Linked DNA regions of Mus musculus: region 2 is linked to region 1. The links are chromatin contacts, found by Hi-C or POLR2A ChIA-PET in ENCODE. All regions are on one chromosome and are shown on one strand. Each heading gives the region's core, a stretch centred on a gene start or an enhancer-like site at or near the end of the contact. The rest is flanking DNA. Distances are from core to core; before and after follow the strand shown.

Region 1 (5,497 bases), core at 980-3,479:
CTCTTCTTACCTGAGTTCTGAAATCTCATCCCCAGACACACCCCTATTCTAGCTTCTTATCCAGTCCTTCCTGGTATGCCCCAGCTATGGGCTGTGGCCTCAACTTGCTGAGTCCTGGGGTGACAGGCACAGGCTTCCTTGTCCCAATTGGGTCCTCACACCTGGGAGGACCTAGTTAGCCTCTCTCTTCAATGCTCTGTTCTCCAGCCAAAATCCAACTACTCTATCACTGTCTGGGTGGGGCTGTGGACCACCACTACTTTAAGATTAGCTCACAGAGACTGGGAGGGGGGTGTCTCCAGGACAGGCTGGGTGGACACCAGACTGCTTCTGCTTTTGGTCAGTTCAACCTTCAACCTCCAGGTCCTATCTCTGACCAAGACAGACCTCCAAGGCCTTGTGGCATTTGGCTCCATTCCCTCTGAAGTCAGGGTTTCCAGGGCCTAACTGTCATGAGCAAGAAGTGACGCAGAGAGGGGGCTGACTCTACCAGGTCACACAGCAGGAGTGGGAAGAGGCTGGGATTTATCCCATATGGGTAACTCGGCCTCCTTCTCTAGCCACTGGGTTGCCAAGAAAAGTTAAATTGAGAAAAACAAAAACCAGCCCACTGGCCTCTGGGTGCCATGGTGCAGACCCAGACTCCAAGACTGTTTCAGGCCAGTCCAGGCTACATGAGACCCTGCTTCAAAATAAATAAATACAGCTGGAAAGATACCTCAGTCAGTTGCCACACAGGGCCCGAGTTCAGCTCTCCAGCACCATATACCGGAGGTGAGGAGGCACAAACTTGTATTCCCAGGGCTGAGGAAGCAGAGACAGGCAGTCTGGGGCGCTATGGCCAGTTAGTCTAGCCTAACTGGCAAGCTCTAGAGCAGGGGTTCTCAGCCTTCCTAATGCTGCCATCCTCTCTTTCTTTCTCTCTTTTGCTACTTCATAACTGTAATTTTGCTATTGTTATGAATCATAATATAAAAATCTGTGTTTCCCCACAATCTGAGGTGACCCTTGTGAAAGGGTCAATTGGCCCACAAAGGGGTCGTGACTCACAGGTTGAAAAATGCTACCTCTGAATGCGTCCTAAATTGAGACACTTTCTCAAAACAGAGGTGGATGGAGCCTGAGTAATGACACCCAAGGTTAACCTCTACACACACACACACACACACACACACACACACACACACACATCTAAGAACCTGGGTTAGTGTAACTCAGGTGGTAAGAGCCTGCTGCCAGTGTTAAGAGGTTAAGAGAGAGCCACCATACCTCAGGACAGCAGGTAGAGGACACATCTTGGGGCATCTCATCATGGTGGCACATGCTGCTCACCCTATCATTTGGAAGTTTGAAGCTAAATCATCACCCTGGGTTTGTAGCCAGCCTTGGTCACAGAGTTAAGTTCCAGGTCAGCAGGATAGTGCAACAGAATGAGACTCTATCTTAATAAACCAACCAACCAAATAAACACCCCCACCCCCAGAATGCTCCAATGGATCAGGGACACTGTCGTTCACACTTGTACTGCAGGGAACAGCAGGGAGAAAGTCCCAACCTTTCTCAGTTATAAAACACCTGTAGGAGTGGGAGTTTTTCCTGGCTCACTCCCTGTGGCCTCTCAGGGCAGAGGCTAACCCGAGTGCCCTCCTCCAAGGCCTGGAAATAAGAACAGTTGGCTTCCGGGGGTGCTGGTGACAGTAGGAGCTGGTCTCTAGAGTCCCTGGGTCATTCCGGGGTCAGGTTGACTCCAGGCCCAACACCTGCCCCAAACCGGGTTGCAGGCCCCTCCAACAATACAAGGTGCCAGGAGCAGAAGCTGAGCGGATCGTATGTCACTGGGACTTTTCCTGGCCGTAAACCCGCCTTTGTCCCCGGGGTCAGCGGGTGGGGACATGCCAGAGCTCTGAAGAGGCAGGGAGGGACTGCAGTACGCGAGGTGACCTGTCTGCACCCTAGTCCCCGCGCACTCCGAACTCCCGGCCGCGTGACCCCGGACTTTCCAGGTTACCAGGACCGAACGGTGCTATCGCGGGCGGCGACAACTGCAAACCTCTGGCAACCGCGAACACTTGCCCCGCCGCCCCGGTCCAGATGCACCTACCGGTTACCACTACCGCCTTCCGCGGCTGCTCCATGGTGGAATGCACTCTCTAGGATCCTGGCTGTAGGGACTGGAGCGGACACGGACCCCCGAGCCCCGCCCGGCCGCTCGGCCCCGCCCCCTAACGCTGGGCCTGCGCGGACACGCCCCGGACACGCCCCCGACCAGCTGTACGCTCCCCTGCGCGGCCCCCCGGGTTCCGCCGAGCCCCAAGCGCACCACTACACCCTGGACCCCAACGCCCGGGCCAGGCCATTCCTAGGCCACGCCTCCTAGAAACCACACCCCTAGCCAACCCCGCCCCCAGTCTTCCAAAGACCCTCCTCCAGGTCCTGTAAGGGACCCACCACGCCCCCAAGAATCACACGCCTGGAGCTTTCCAAACTCTCAGGTCGGGGTCACGCTCCAGCCAGGTCCCAAGCTCCCAAGACACTCCCAAACCCATCCTTAAAACAACTGGGCCCAGGTCATGTACCTCCGCCTACTCCCACGCAAGTGCAGATCCTTCCAATGCCCCTCGGCCAGGCCGCAGTCCACGTTCACACCCGCGACCCATGACATCCCTGGCTCAGGCCATGCTCTCTGAAACTTCTTCCTTCTAAAATCTACTCCGCCCTGAACCCACCTAGGGCAACGACCCCGACCCCCCTTCCCTTTATGCCACTGAAAACACTGAGCTGGGCATGCATACCGGGTCTCCATCTAGGCTCCGCCCCCAGTCTACCACCGCCAGGTTCCCTGTGGCCGCAGGGCTCACAAGGTACCTGGAGCCATGCCCCGCCCCAAGTATCGACCAGCCCAGGCCATCTCCCCTGGTCCCCCTGCCTGGCCACGCCTATTCGCTGCCAGGACCCTCCCCCTACTTGAATTTTAAACGTGCCTCCAACACGTAAGTGGGCAATGGGAGTGTGCTCCGCTCCAACCTTCTCAGTCTCAGTTTCTCTTCCTGTAAGACATAGGGCGGGGGAACAATTTGATTGTGTTCACTCATCACAGTTTACAAACAAGGACACCGAGGCATGGCTCTGAGGAAGACAGAAGTGTCACTTCAGCAGAAAGCTGAGGGAGGGGCGCAGGAGGAAGAGCTTTGACTCTCTGCCAACATGGCTAACTGGAATACTTCCTTTCCTTGGCTCCAGGTTGCACCTTATTACCCCAGAGCCTTTGCTCACCTGCACATCTAGCTGTTCACTGCCCAGACTTCCTCCTCCTGCAGTCCTTCTCCGACTGTCATCTCCTTTTAAGGACGCTGTTTTTCCATCCCCTACCTGGACATCGTTTAGGCTCATCTTAAGGAGGTCCCATTTTTCTAATGTTTCATATTTTTAAAAATCTTTTTTTTTTTTTTTTTTTTTTTTTGGTGTTTTCGAGACAGGGTTTCTCTGTATAGCCCTGGCTGTCCTGGAACTCACTTTGTAGACCAGGCTGGCCTCGAACTCAGAGATCTGCCTGCCTCTGCCTCCTGAGTGCTGGGATTAAAGGCATACGCTACCACGCTCGGCTTTAAAAAATCTTATTTGTTACTATGGTGTGTGTCACTTCAGCTGCTTTAGGGTTAGCCTGTCAAGGCAGCCTTTTGCTGAAGGCTGGTGTTTGACCTGGTGCCCAACCACCATTTGGGTACCTGGGACATCCCCTGCCTACCCTGTAATCCTCTATTGTGATTTCTGCAAAAACACCAGGAGAAAACAGAGCCCCCTATCTGTGTCTGCAGAGGCAGGGTGGGGCCTTACTGAGCCACAAGCATCTTGTTCCAAGCAGTTATGACCCTCCATGTTCCGGGACACTGGGGGAACACTGGCTCCCATGCACAGCCAAGAACCCTTCCTCTGACTGCATAGCATATAAACAGACAAACGGATCCATAGTATGTTGGGGGAGGGGCAATAGGAGAGAGAGAGAGAGAGAGAGAGAGAGAGAGAGAGAGAGAGAGAGAGAGAGAGCAAGAGCACATGCAGGGTAATTAGGAGAATGAGTAGATGGGGGCCCTCATTGGACTGAGTTTAGGCTGGGGAAGAAGACAGGAAGGGCTAGCGAGAACTGTGAATTGAGAGACAGTTACTTGAGACACTAAGGGAGCCTGGAGGCCAGCATGTGCTTTGGTCTGCTGATAGGCACCACTGGTAGCCATATGTTCCTTCTGCCTGAAGTAAGAGTAAGAAATGACTCCTTTTGGTAGATGGGAAATAATTTCCAAGATCCTGAGGAAATCCAGCATTTACTTAACTGCTAGAAATCTTCCCATAGCCCAGGTTGAACTCATTTCTGGATAGCTGGACTGCCTTTTGGGGCTTGGAGAAATAATTTCCTTTGGACCTGATACCAGGGAGTCCTGTGTACAAGCCCAGGCTGGAAGTCACACTCAACACAGCTTATTTGAGCTCTGGCATCCTTATGGATGGTTGGAACATCTAAGAGCCCAGGTCCCAATACACCCAGAGACACACTCATAATCCAGAGGTACCCAGAAGGCTGCAATCAATTATGTAACTTTAATTTGTTTAATTTTTTTATTTTTTAAAGATTTATTTATTTTATTTATATGAAGATACTGTAGCTGTCTTCAGCCACACCAGAAGAGGGCATCAAATCTCATTATAGATGGTTGTGAGCCACCATGTGGTTGCTGGGAATTGAACTCAGGACCTCCAGAAGAGCAGTTAGTGCTCTTAACTGCTGAGCCATCTCTCCAGCCCCCTAATTTTTTTTATTTATTTATTTATTTATTTATTTATTTATTTATTTATTTATTTATTTTTCGAGACAGGGTTTCTCTGTTTAGCCCTGGCTGTCCTGGAACTCACTCTGTAGACCAGGCTGGCCTCGAACTCAGAAATTTGCCTGCCTCTGCCTCCCAAGTGCTGGGATTAAAGACATGTGCCACCACTGCCCGGCCTAATTTTATTTTTAAAGATGGTTTTTAAATGCTTTAACCTCCCTTTTAGCTCACCACCCATCAGAGGTAGTGAAAAAGAAAGGATACGGGGAGGGGCAGAGTGGGCCTGTTTAGAAATGGTTCTTTGGAGCAACTCCTGGCTGTGTCGTCTAGAAATCAGCAGTTCAGGTGACAGGGTAGCAGTGGCAGCTAGATCTACTCACAAACACTTTACAAATACACCAGCAGTCCAGTTCAGTAGAGTTGGGATAGCAAACATGAATTAGCAGCAGTGGCGGCATTACCTAGCAGAGACAGCCAGGCCTCCAGCTCCCAAGGAGACAGCAACAGGAGGGACCAGCAGGAACACCCAGAGAAGTTCTCAGCTGTATCTCTCTCTCAGTGAAGTGAAGATCAGCGAAGACATGGGACCCACAAGTGTTGCACAGCTAGCTCCATAAGCAAGCCTCGCTCAGCCTTCATCACTGTCTGCTGGGCCTATTTATGCACCCTCCAAACAT
Region 2 (5,497 bases), core at 2,003-4,502, 42 kb after region 1:
TAGCGAGCGTCGCTCTTGGCAACAGCGGCCGCCACCAGGCGAGGGCGTCCCGCTCCCGCCCCTTTATGCAAATCAACGACGTCACCTCGCGCCAATGGCGAGCGGGGGCGGTGAGCTCATCGCGGGGGCCGAGGCTATAAGAGTGCGCGCGGGCGGCGCGGGGCAGAGCGGCCGGCATCGGAGCCGGTCTGTACGGGCAGCGGACTGGGGGGCATACGGGGCCCCCCGGGGAGGCCGCGGCCACTCCCCCCGCCCCGGGGCCGAGCGCGGCGGGGGAAGGTGGGGATGGAAACGCCCTTCTATGGCGAGGAGGCGCTGAGCGGCCTGGCTGCGGGTGCGTCGAGCGTCGCTGGTGCTACTGGGGCCCCCGGCGGTGGTGGCTTCGCGCCCCCGGGCCGCGCTTTCCCCGGGGCGCCCCCGACGAGCAGCATGCTGAAGAAAGACGCGCTGACGCTCAGCCTGGCGGAGCAGGGAGCGGCGGGATTGAAACCAGGGTCGGCCACTGCACCTTCTGCGCTGCGCCCCGACGGCGCCCCCGACGGGCTGCTGGCTTCGCCGGATCTTGGGCTGCTCAAACTCGCGTCGCCGGAGCTGGAGAGGCTGATCATCCAGTCCAACGGGCTGGTGACCACTACCCCGACCAGTACGCAGTTCCTCTACCCGAAGGTGGCAGCTAGCGAGGAGCAGGAGTTCGCCGAAGGCTTCGTCAAGGCGCTGGAGGACCTGCACAAGCAAAGCCAGCTGGGTGCGGCCACCGCGGCCACCTCAGGGGCTCCCGCGCCTCCCGCGCCCGCCGACCTGGCCGCCACCCCCGGGGCCACGGAGACCCCGGTCTACGCCAACCTGAGCAGTTTCGCGGGTGGCGCCGGGCCCCCTGGGGGCGCGGCCACCGTGGCTTTCGCCGCGGAGCCAGTGCCCTTCCCGCCGCCCCCGGGCGCGCTGGGGCCGCCGCCACCTCCGCATCCACCGCGCCTGGCCGCGCTCAAGGACGAGCCGCAGACCGTGCCGGACGTGCCGAGCTTCGGCGACAGCCCTCCGCTGTCGCCCATCGACATGGACACGCAAGAACGCATCAAGGCGGAGCGCAAGAGGCTGCGCAACCGCATCGCCGCCTCCAAATGCCGCAAGCGCAAGCTGGAGCGTATCTCGCGCCTGGAGGAGAAAGTCAAGACCCTCAAAAGCCAGAACACCGAGCTGGCGTCCACCGCCAGCCTGCTGCGCGAGCAGGTGGCGCAGCTCAAACAGAAAGTCCTCAGCCACGTCAACAGCGGCTGCCAGCTGCTGCCCCAGCACCAGGTCCCGGCGTACTGAGCCCGAGCGCGGGGCGCATGCGCGGACTAGCTGCGGTGGGGGGGCGCCCCGGACTCTTTCGAGACTCGGTGCCCCCGGACTCGACAAGCCGGACCCCCCTTAACTCTGGATGGGGAACCCGAGCGCACGACCCCCGCCCTCGCGCCGCCTCTCTACCCCCAGTCCTGCGCGTGGCTGCCCCTTTGTACCTCCGAGTAGGGGCTCTAAGGGGCGCGCAGCCTCACGCTCTGCCTTTCCTTTTTTTTTTGCCTTTTGGAAGAGAGAACGGGAGTGTCCGATTCCGCCCTATTTATGTTTCTACTCGGGAACAAACGTTGGTTGCGTGTTGAGTGTGTGTTTCCTTGTGTTGGTTTTTTAAAGAAACGGGAAGAAGAAAAAAAAAACCCTCTCCCCTCCCCCCCCCCCCGCTCTCTCTCCTCCCGACACCATCCCCTCTCTTTTTGTTTGGTTTTGTTTTGCTACGAGTCCACATTCCTGTTCCGTAATCCTTGGTTCGCCGGTTTTGTGTTTTCAGTAAAGTCTTCGTTACGCCAGCTTGGCTGTCCGCCTCCTTCTTCCCCCGCCTGGGCTGAGGGTGGGCGGGGCTAGCCCTCTCCCATCCCCCTCCCTCCTCCTCTAACCTCTTTCCTCCCCTTCTTCCCCCCCCCCCTGGGGGGGGGGAACGCGGCGTGGGCGCGGGCCGTGCCTGCACATCTGCTGCGCAGCGAGCGCCACCTAGGTGCACGCTGTCGGCCCAGGTCCAGGTGGCACCAGGACGCAATCCTGGACTAGCCTATCAATTTAGCTGGTATATCCTTTAGGAAGAAGAGTGACTACATGGGAAGGGGCAGAAGGAAGTGCTTACAAGCTTGGGGCCTCCGGGATTCATCCATACAGAAAAGAGCTGGGCTTGCAGCCTGTGCTCACTAGATTTTATTCGCCTTTGTTGGTTTCAAAGGGTACCTCAGACCCAGAGCCTTCTCTGCAAGTCTATGTGGGAGCCTAGAATCATGTAGGTGCATTTAAATATCTCCCTGACACGCCCCCTTCTCGCAGCACCTGCTCTATTTTGAGGAAACAATATTCAGCGAAGTAAAGCAATTGTCTTGAGTCACATAGCATCTTTATTTTTGAGACAAGGATACTTCATGTAGTCTTGACTGTTCTGGAACTTTCTATGCAGACCAGCCAGAGCTCCCCCTGCCTCTGCTTCCTGAGTGCTGGGGTTAAAGGTATGTGCCATCACACCTGCCTGTTTCATCTCCGTTTTCAGTGCCCTGGGCTTAGAGCAGATTAATCAAGGTCGTCCAGCTCAGCCCAGTGGGAACATCTGACCCTAGGTCTCGTCTCCCCTCCCCTCCCCCATGTTATATATACAGTTTCCTGTCAGCCCTGGCCACTGCTGTTGAGACCCTGGGTCTTGAGGCTCTCAGGGTGTCACTGTGGGTGATAGGTCACATGGTAAGTCCCAGTGGGTGGCAGGTGTCCCTAGACAGCTGCTGAGTGCCTGCCTGCCCGCCCTGAATGGAACTCTTGTGGGTCCAGCTTGGTTCTGGCATCATCCTAACATTTGGGAGGCCGAGGCGGGAGACTCCTCAATCCTAGACCAGCCCAGGCTACACACCCTGTCTAGTAAGACTAAAGCTAGTAATGAAAAGGCTTGAACATAGGTTCCCTGGATGCTGGGATGACAATCTAGTTCATACAGTGTGAGGATGGAGCCCAGGGCTGAGTTTCCTGGGCAGGCACTCTCCTGAGCTTCGGGCACATAAGAGTTCCAGCTTGGGTACCATGGTGGAGTTTTGCAGCAGCTATGAAAGCTATACTCTTCCTTTGTGGGCCTCTATCTTATGTGCTCTGAAAAGGGGGTGTCCTGATCTTGGTTCCCCTCTTCCCTGTCCCTCTCAGGGCCAAGATGATTATTATTATTGTTGTTTTGTGGGTTTTTTTTTTTTTTTGAGACAGGGTTTTTCTCCTGTAGCCTTGGCTATCCTGGAACTCACTTTATAGACCAAGCTGACCTCAAACTCAGAAATCCTCCTGCCTCTGCCTCCCAAGTGCTGGGATCAAAGGTGTGTGCCACCACTGCCCAGCTGGGCCAAGATTATTGTACCCCTATTACACAGCAGTGGCCCAGAAACCTGTTCTACAGGCTGTGAACAGCATAGTAGAAATTTGAACTCTGACCTCTCCTTTGGCCCTTGAAATGTTGGGATACCATGTACACCAGTGTCTGCAGTGTTCTGCTTTTGTAGTGTTAGATGGAATCTGGATCTTTATAAAGATTTGTGTTGTTTGAGATGATGTCTTACTGTATAGCCCAGACTGGCCTCGAACTCAGTTTTTCCCACCTCTGGGACTAAAGGCATGTGCCACCACAGCGGCCCAATGAGGTTTTGTTGATGTTGGGAGTGTTTCCAGTCAGCTGATCAGAGCCAGGCTGGGCCCTGCAAGCCTGTGACTTAAGCACTTGCAATGTAGAGGCAGAAGGGCCATGAGTTTCAGTCCAGCCTGGGGTATATAAGGAGCCTATCTCAAAACACCAAGGACTCTTGACAGAGCACATCATGTGCCCAGGGGGCCTGGGCTCAGAGTTCTGTTCCCCAGCATTGAAAGGCTGGCTCTGCAATTCAAGTACATTTCTTTCCCTGAGTCTCATCTAGCACATGGGCTAAGACCACCATATCTAGGTGCCCAAAGAAACAAAAGGCTCACTAGAAGTGCTCACAACAGCTAAAGGACAGAGGAGAGAGGCAGGGAAAAGCCACAGGGTTGTATGTCTGCTCTTTGCATAGAGGCCTTGTTCTAGTAGCCCCTTGGCCAGGCGAAGTGGTTCTGGCTTGAGCCTGCTGTGCATAGGCCAAGGTGTGTGTCAGCCTTGGCTGGAGCATCTATGACTCACACTGGGTATGAGCCCAGCCTGGGGAGGTGGCCCAGAACATTGGCTTCACTCCATCTGCCCCCTCCTAGGGCTGTGGCTCACACTGCATGACCTTTTATTTTTTTCTACACAGGGTCTCCATATGCAGCCCAGGCTGGCCTGGAACTCACCAAAATCCATAAACTCTCGGTGCTTGACTGTTGCAGGCCATATGAAGCTTTGCACGTGTCTTTTCATGCCCTCCAGGAGATGTCTCCAGGACATCTTGGAGGCTCAGCAGCTATGTCAGGTGGTGACAGAACTCCCTCCAAACACAAGGCAAGAGGGGGGAAGGCTAGCTCTATGCTCAGAGCCCTAATTTTCCTTCCCTGTTGGACCATCAGGACAGCTCAGATCCTCTTGTCCTGTCAGGGGCCCCAGTTCCAAGCTCTAGAACCCTTTCCCCTAAATGCTGCTGGGGATTGGTCGGAACTCACCTGGAGTCATAAAGACATTTGGGTGCCCCGGTTCCCAAGGCTGGCTGTCAGGGCTGGTGGCTTCAGCTCTGGGGATAGGTGAGTGGGCTGGTGGGGGTACCACACTCTGTCACCCAGCTCTTGCCAAGAATGTCTGCATTCTCTGGACTGCGGTAGGTAGCTAGGCCCTTAGAGATTGTATTTGGGTCCCTCAAGCCATGATGGTACTGTCCCTTGGGCACCAACCCTGTGAGCCTGTTTTCCTTCTCCAGCACCAAGGTAGGGTGGGCTTGCTCTGTGTGACTAAGATGGAGCAGAGGGGTCTCAGAGATGTGCTCACAGGCATCCCTAGACCACTGCCCTGGTGCCCCTCCATTTCCTCTCCGATCCCCACACCATAACCCTGTTTCTCCCCCTCTGAACTCTTATCAGGCCCTGTATCACCTGGTGGCTTTCCTTTTCTTTTTTAAATAGGGCCTTATGTAGCCCAGGGAAGCCTTGAACTTACTGTGTAGGTGGGGTTACCATGAATTGTGCTCCCCATGGTCCAAGCCCCACTTTCCCTGTGACATGGGCATCATGGTCTGATGACAATCGCTGATTGTGAGCCTGCTGACAGCTCCTCCTAGCATGCTGGGGTTTTGTCTCACAGGTGTCTCTGTACACATGAGTGTTCTGGGATTTGGATGAAAATTTGGGTTGCAGAGGTCACAGAATGGGGGCTCAGTTGCTGACCTCATGCTGGCTCATTGTTGAAGCCAGGGGTGTCTTGAGGGCCTGGGGGACACGGTGACCGCTCCAGGACCGAGGACATCCCTGGGACCTGTCCTGAAGGAGAGGGCTGTGGTCACCCTTGTTGACTGGAGTCAGC

What was found. Hi-C counts contacts between places; a loop is a spot of excess contacts on that map. ChIA-PET counts read pairs that join two places held with the same protein, here RNA polymerase II (POLR2A).
Region 2: a loop to region 1 is called in a map of adrenal gland, with 2.0 times the contacts of the local background. The contact joins the promoter of Iqcn here to the promoter of Pgpep1 in region 1. A Hi-C loop is called at or near these places in 8 of 37 maps with a recorded cell type or tissue (CH12.LX, T-helper 2 cell, adrenal gland and 4 more). POLR2A ChIA-PET finds 5 or more read pairs at or near these places in 5 of 5 experiments (Patski and embryonic stem cell).

Annotation. Positions count from the first base shown.
Region 1 is chr8:70,657,509-70,663,005 of GRCm38, forward strand. It overlaps Pgpep1 (pyroglutamyl-peptidase I), which reads right to left and starts at 2,230. Exons shown (of 5, transcript NM_023217.4): 1 at 2,102-2,230. The coding sequence starts at 2,135.
Region 2 is chr8:70,698,773-70,704,269 of GRCm38, forward strand. It overlaps Iqcn (IQ motif containing N), which reads left to right and starts at 3,253. Exons shown (of 4, transcript NM_001370847.1): 1 at 3,253-4,799. It overlaps Jund (jun D proto-oncogene), which reads left to right. Exons shown (of 1, transcript NM_010592.5): 1 at 1-1,844. The coding sequence starts at 286. The coding sequence ends at 1,311.